Linked DNA regions of Mus musculus: region 1 is linked to region 2. The links are chromatin contacts, found by Hi-C or POLR2A ChIA-PET in ENCODE. All regions are on one chromosome and are shown on one strand. The core of a region is the stretch at or near the end of the contact, and the rest is flanking DNA. Distances in the headings are between cores, read along the strand shown.

Region 1 (3,265 bases), core at 142-2,641, 1.0 Mb before region 2:
AGGCACATCAAACAAAATGTCCCCCAATGGATGCTAATCAGCTATTGCCCCAACCCTTTATCCTGTCTCCCTTGCTTTATTGAATGGCACTAGTTACACAGTTTAAAATGTCAGGAATCATAGTCACTTCCATTTTCCTCCTCCCTCCAACAACCATTCTGTCATAGTCACACCTCTACCTCCTTTCCACCAACAGCTTACTGTCAGATGACCTCATTCAACTCCTCCGTGGGTGGAGGGGATGATCTCATGCCGTCCTCCTGGCTCAGCCGTGTCCTGTTTCAACACATGCTTTGGCCAAAGGGATTCTTTTGATACACAAATAAGACCATGTCAGTCTCCTGCTTCAAATCCTTGCACCCTTCCCCGTGGACTTCCAAATCTAAACTTAGAAAGGTCCACCGGGCAATAATAACTAGTCTTGCCTGCCTCTCCAGTTTCAGCACCTGCTACAGCCAGCAGATGCCCCATGAATCTCTCCACAAACTGCCTACCCACCACCCTGTATCCTCCCTGCCTTCCCTGACAGTCAACGGTCTGCCATTCAGAATTCAGACTTGTGCTTAGAGTTTCCTATCTCCAAGCCATCCTCCTCTTTCTCAGTGTCTGCTCCAAAGCCTAGAAAACAGCAAGTGTTGGAAGGAGTAGGGTCAATAGCAGTATGAATTTTGGAGTCAGGTATACGATTGCAAAGGAGAATTCCAATGCCTTCCGGATCTCATATACATGGGCTTTAAGCGTAGGTTTTTAACAGGAAATTGCACAGGGGCCTCCTGGCAGTTTTAAACAGGATATTCTTATTTTGCCTGTTTTCAGTGTTGTCCTGAAAGAGACCTAGTTTAAGTAGTGTTCTGTGGCTAGGAAATATTTGAAAACCAATGATCTAAATTATTCAAATAAATAGATAAGTACAATACCAACCTCCAACCCCCCTCCGAAAGGAAATCTCCAGATGTTTCCTCCTAGGCAGATTAGGGGTCCCCCTCCCCCAGCACCACGATTTCCTACCTGTCTAAATGGAGTACTCGTTTGTTATATTGGGAGTTTCACCTACTTGCTCCCCACTCCACTCACATGAGTGATTATTGTTTCTGGTGAGTAATATAGACACAGGCTGAGACATTAAGAGATGCCAAGAACCGGCATCCTGCCCCTGTCCTCCAGAGGAGACTGACTTTATGGCTGGCTTCAGCATATGATTCCGGAGATTTCTACGCAGGGGCCACTGCTCTGGAGAACAGGAAGCATATTCCCTTGAGGGAAACAAGGAAGAACAAGTCTTCTCTCCATGGCCACTGGCAGTTTACTGAGACGGTAGCCTCAGAAGACGCCTGGCCCTGCTAGTCAGTGACTGTGACGAATGTCTTCAGGTCAGCTCTTCCAACATCAAAACCAGGTCTTGGCAGGTACCCGTAGCATTTGCTTGGCTCATCTCCAAATATCCATTTAGGCCAACTTGCTCACCCACCAAGTGGTACAGTTTCCTCCTAATACATTGTGGTAATTCAGAAAACACACCACTTAAAATGAGATGCTCTTGGACGGAGGGGAGGGGCACCGGACTTTGTTTTAAGCCTGAAGTGAGTAGTTGGTATTTCAATAAATGTTGGGCCAATTCGCCTTCAAATGGAGAAGAAAAAAAAAAATCCCTACCTTTTTACATCATAGAAATGAAGATCTAAATGGGAAAAAAATTCCAAACTATTAGAATAAATGATAAGGCAACAGCTTCATGAATTTTTGCCGAGAAAGGGTTTTCTTTAAGACAGCATTAAAGAAAAGCAAACTATTAATGGGTCCGTGTCTGATTATACCTAATTAAAACCCTTAATGAATAAGATTAAGAGACACGCTGTAGCCCCAGCAAAGGTATTCACAGAATACCTAGCAGGCAGGATTATTATCAAGAAAGTAGGTAATCCCTACAGATTAGGTAGAAAAAAAAAAAAACAAACTCTTCAACACAAAGGAAAAATAGGTGATGGCTGTGAACCAAAAATGTATAGAATGTAAATATGAATACATAAACATATTCAAATATTTGACTTCAGACATAATTAGGGAATTGCGGTTAATATAATGAGGATTTTTTTCCCCAACCACGCTGGCAGAAATTTTTTAAGTTTGAAAATATCAAATGTAGGCAAGGTTGTGAGGGAGCTGCTATTTCCTTCCCCTGCTGTGGAGGGTGGAACTTGATGTAGCCATGTTTGAGAGCATTTCGGCAGCATCCCATAAATTTGAAAACCCAAATCCTAATGACGTAGCATTTTCTAGTGTGAGCATTCCCCCAGGGGTAGTCTCACACATGTGCACAGATGCATATCTATGCCTAGTTCTTATCTCAATGTGCACTATGGTGAGAAAAAAAATACTCTGGTATCTGACTTCTGTGGACGTAATGGCTGCCTGTAATAGTTTTCTAGTGCAGTTTTCTAGGGGTCACTGTAACAAGTTACAAATTTCTCACAGTCTAGAATCCTAGGCCAGCAGTTAACAGGGTGGTTTGTTTCTTCTGAGGCCTCTTGGCTTGCGGATGGCCACACCGTGCCTTCTCAGTCTTTCTCTGTGCGTGTTCTGTCCTAAGATTTCATTCTTTTACATACACCAGCTAGTTAGGGTCTATTCTGGTGACCTTTTAACGAAGAAACCTTTAAAAACCCTATCTCCAGATACTGAGGAACTAAGGCAGTGGTTTTCAACCTGTAGTTCGTGACCCCCTGGCAGACTTTCATCTCCAAAAATGTTTATATTATGATTCATAACAGTAGCAAAATTACAGTTATGAAGTAGCAACAAAAATAACTTTATAATTGAGGGGTCCCCACGACATGAGGAACTGTATTAAAAGGTCTCAGCATTAGGAACACTGAGAACCACTGCACTGGAGTTAAGACTTTAGTCTGCGAATTTCACGAAGAGACAGTTTAACTCTAACACTGTTCTTCTAGGAGCCAGTGGGCTCCATGGGAAACCTTAGCCTACATCTCAGAAAGCAAAGCCGTGCAGAATGCACGTGACACATTAAGGTTGTAACTGTGGGTCACAGCCCCGTGTGGCATCACTTCACTGAATGGGGAAAGGGGTCGGGAAGCGCTATAACGGTGAAGATTTCTCAATGCGAAGTGACCAACAATTAATTTAAAATGAACCATGTAACAAGTCTGAAGCATGGGGTGACTTCACTGTAGCTTTGAGTCCTGACACATGGTGTGTATGCACGCTTTGTATTGTGTACACCAGCCAGCTGCAAACCAGCCAACAC
Region 2 (3,533 bases), core at 631-3,130:
AGCAAATGAGAATTTCTGAGTGAAAATAACTCTACGTTATTGTATTTAGGAACAATATAGTTTTCAAGGGCCAAATCAAAATTAGGGTTTAAAGGTTTACTGTGCCTGAGTTGAGAACGTTACTGGCACACATGTTGCCAAATGTATGCAGTGCTTCATGGCTCACTAAGGATTTTAGTTCCTTGATAGTATTGATGTCAAACCAAAGTTATCAAGATGTACATTTCCACAAAAATAGGTTGTAAACCAATGTTTGTACTAGTTAACTTTGGTATTTCTGGCCTCGGTGTTCCTGATTACTGGGGGCTTTTACTGGCATTGCTGTAGTTTTGAGGCCAAGCACCTTGATTTTAGAGCATGGACTAGAACTGTAACCGGTCATCGTTTTCCTCAGGAGCTCCTACTGCGAAGCGCTTAGAAAGCCATAGACTTCAGTATTTAAAACTTTTTGGCAAGACAGATGTGCTCCCTTAGAAACTTCCAGAAAGAGAGATGCCTACCTAGGAACACAGAGGGGAGGGCAAGGGTGTTGATATAGCACTGTGTTCACATCATGGCGTGGCTGATTCATTTCACAGAGGCAGAGACTCTTCCCTTTTGCTTGCAGTGTAGAGATAGAAGTTGTTTAATATATGTATTATATATGTATATAATATATAAATTATATAAAGTATATCTTATATATGTAATATATATTATATACAATACTTATATAATATATACTATGTTATATATTCATACACTCTTATAAATATTTCTTAATTATATGTTTTGTAAATATATCATTTATATATTATTTAAATAATGTTTATACATAATATATAATATACATATATGTGTACACGCACACACACACACATATAAAATGTTAAGACAGTGTAGTCTGTGATGGACTGGAGCGTACTCTGTAGACCAGGCTGGGCTTGAATTCCTTGAGACCTGCCTGCCTCTGCCTTCTGAGTGCTGGGGTTATAAGTAAGGCTTCCACCACCATGCCCGATTTAAATTATGCCTTTAAAGGAGACTCCTGGGTATAAATTTAGTAAGAAGAGAGCACATGAGACAAGATAAAGTGATCTTTTATTTGAAATTCATTTTTAAAAACTAAACCCCAGGTGGGTCTTTTTGGAGTGACAGCCGAGAGAACTTTCTATATCTCTGCTCTAGTCGTAGTAAGTGAGATTATGTCCAGGAAAGGGGAGGGTAAAGGCCACTCTGCAAGCCTGGGTTGGATAGAGATTGCAGAGAACATTTGATGGATTCTTTGGTTGCATTAGTGGCATCACCTGGGGATTTCTGTCAAATCTCAAACATTCTAAAGGCTCATTGCATGTAAACCACACAGTCACATTTACTTCTGCACACCATGCAGTAAGTCATTGTGTTAATTCCTTTGGTTTGTCCCCCAAAGCCATGGTGAAGGGGTAGGTGGGGAGTGTGAGGCCAGCAGAGAGGGGAGGTGAAAGGTAGGAATTGTAACCACCAAATCTCTGTTGTGTCCTCTGAGATCATAGAGCGAGCGGCTGCTTACTGCTGCACCCTGGTGGTGAGACAGGAGAATAAACTCTCTGCTCTGCCAGGCAACGAGGACTGAGACTCACAGGTCAGGCCAGATCAGTCCGAGGTTCATAGGAAAATTCACAGAAGTGGTTATCTCAGCATTTTCTGCAGGAACCTGAATGGTGCATGGGTGGTAAGGTGCCAGATGTGGGGCTTAGAGACGAAGCAAGCGTGAATACTGCCTGAGAATGTGGCTGTGAGGCGAGGTGAAAGGGTGAGTTAGCAAAGCACTCTACATTTCCCAGCATGCTTATCTACCACCCTCTTCCTGGACTGGTAGCTGGATTGAGATGGGAAGTTTATAGAGCCAGCAGAGGGGCACTGCCAAGTGCAACAGCGCCACCTGGAGGCTGTCTTTAGATCATCGCATGTGTATAGGAATCAGGTTTTAAACCATTAAGATTGGTGATGTGTGCTCACAAAATTAAAGCACCTTGAATAATTTGAAGTTCATGAACAGTTTTCAATATATTGACGATTAAGCTGTGGATAATAATATATCAAGAATGCGTGCATAAACGTGTGTGTTTGTGTGTGTGCCCGCGTGCCCCTGCGTGTGTATTCCTTATTGAAGCAGGACCAGTTTTATTTCTGGACCTTTACCTACTAAGCTATTTTACTACCCTTGGTTTTTAAACTGTACATTATTTTAGTTGTGAGATATGAATAATACCCACTTGAGCATGCACTTGAATTTTAAATTTTCACTTTTTAGTAAGGTACACATATTAGTGCTATGAAAAGGTATCAGATCACGTGGAAGTGATGGACATCGAGTGACTGATCTTTTTACTGCATTAGTTACTTTTCTGTTACCATAACAACACACCACGACTAAGGCAGCTTTTAAGGAAAGCATTTCACTGGGCTTAGAGTTTCAGGAGGTTAGAGTTCATGACTGCCATGCAGGGAACGCAGCAGCAGCAGGCAGGTGGTGCTGCAGCAGTAGCTGAAAGCTCACATCTTGCTCCACACGTAGGAGGCAGGGGGAGCTAACCTCGAAAAGCCTGTCCCCAGTGAGACGCCTCCTCCAGCAAGGCCACACCTCCTCATCCTTCACAAACAGTTGCCTTACTCACAGTATTTTATCATAGTGACAGAAAAGTAACAAAAAGAGTTGATGATGGCAGAGGAAAGGCAGGATGGCAAGAATAGCTGAGAGCTCTTGATGTACGAGTGCGAATGACACTGAGCCTTTTGAAACCTCAAGCTCAACAGACTCCTCCCCGCCTCTGCAAAACAGCATCTCCAATAAGGCCACACCTCTCAATCCTTCCTAAAAAGTTCCGTGAACTGGGGACCAAGTAGTCAACATAAGCCTCTAGGGGCCATTCACATTCTCATTCAAACCACTACATTTACAGTATTTTTCATGTAGAGTTAAAAAATGTAAAAAGAATTTTGGTAAATCTTAGAAATATCTATCTATGCATCACTCAAATTGTATATATTGTATGTAATATAATTTAAATTTTTGTTTATATAAAATATACACATTAATATTATAGTATATATTACATATATACACCTAATTTTAAATAACATCATAAGGGTATTAATGCTAATTACCAGACATGAGAAATACAAAGTTGGTCAGGGACAATTTATGAGATCACCAAACAACATAGGCTATTGTCATTGCCCTTGCTCTTGATTTCCTCCTAGAACTTGAATGTAAGTCCCTATTGTTGATGACACCACACACAATAGATACAGGACTTGGAGGAATCGAGCTGGGTCCAAGCTTCTCTCTGGAGTGGCATGGTACCAGAAGGAGCCATTGAAAGCTGAGAAGGAAGAAGAGTAATCAAGAATCCTATCCAGATGTGATACCTACGAGCCACAGAGAGGACCAGATCTGCAAGGTATTGCCAAAGGTACAACAGTGGCACGTAGACTGTGTGTGTGTGTGCATGGCAGTTTACAACTCCCGTCACTTAGGGAATCAGGGAAGGATCCAGAATTCTATGGTC

Evidence for each region. Hi-C counts contacts between places; a loop is a spot of excess contacts on that map. ChIA-PET counts read pairs that join two places held with the same protein, here RNA polymerase II (POLR2A).
Region 1: a loop to region 2 is called in a map of regulatory T cell, with 5 times the contacts of the local background. The contact joins two enhancer-like sites. A Hi-C loop is called at or near these places in 1 of 37 maps with a recorded cell type or tissue (regulatory T cell). POLR2A ChIA-PET finds 5 or more read pairs at or near these places in 1 of 5 experiments (embryonic stem cell).

What each region holds. Positions count from the first base shown.
Region 1 is chr12:99,683,793-99,687,057 of GRCm38, reverse strand. No RefSeq gene overlaps it. Among named protein-coding and RNA genes, the nearest start is that of Gm19951, 42 kb to the right of the region's middle. Within about 2 kb of position 1,391, at least 1 of the 3 ENCODE cell types and tissues checked has a DNase peak (open chromatin) inside an H3K27ac peak, as active enhancers do.
Region 2 is chr12:98,673,070-98,676,602 of GRCm38, reverse strand. No RefSeq gene overlaps it. Among named protein-coding and RNA genes, the nearest start is that of Spata7, 47 kb to the right of the region's middle. Within about 2 kb of position 1,880, at least 2 of the 3 ENCODE cell types and tissues checked have a DNase peak (open chromatin) inside an H3K27ac peak, as active enhancers do.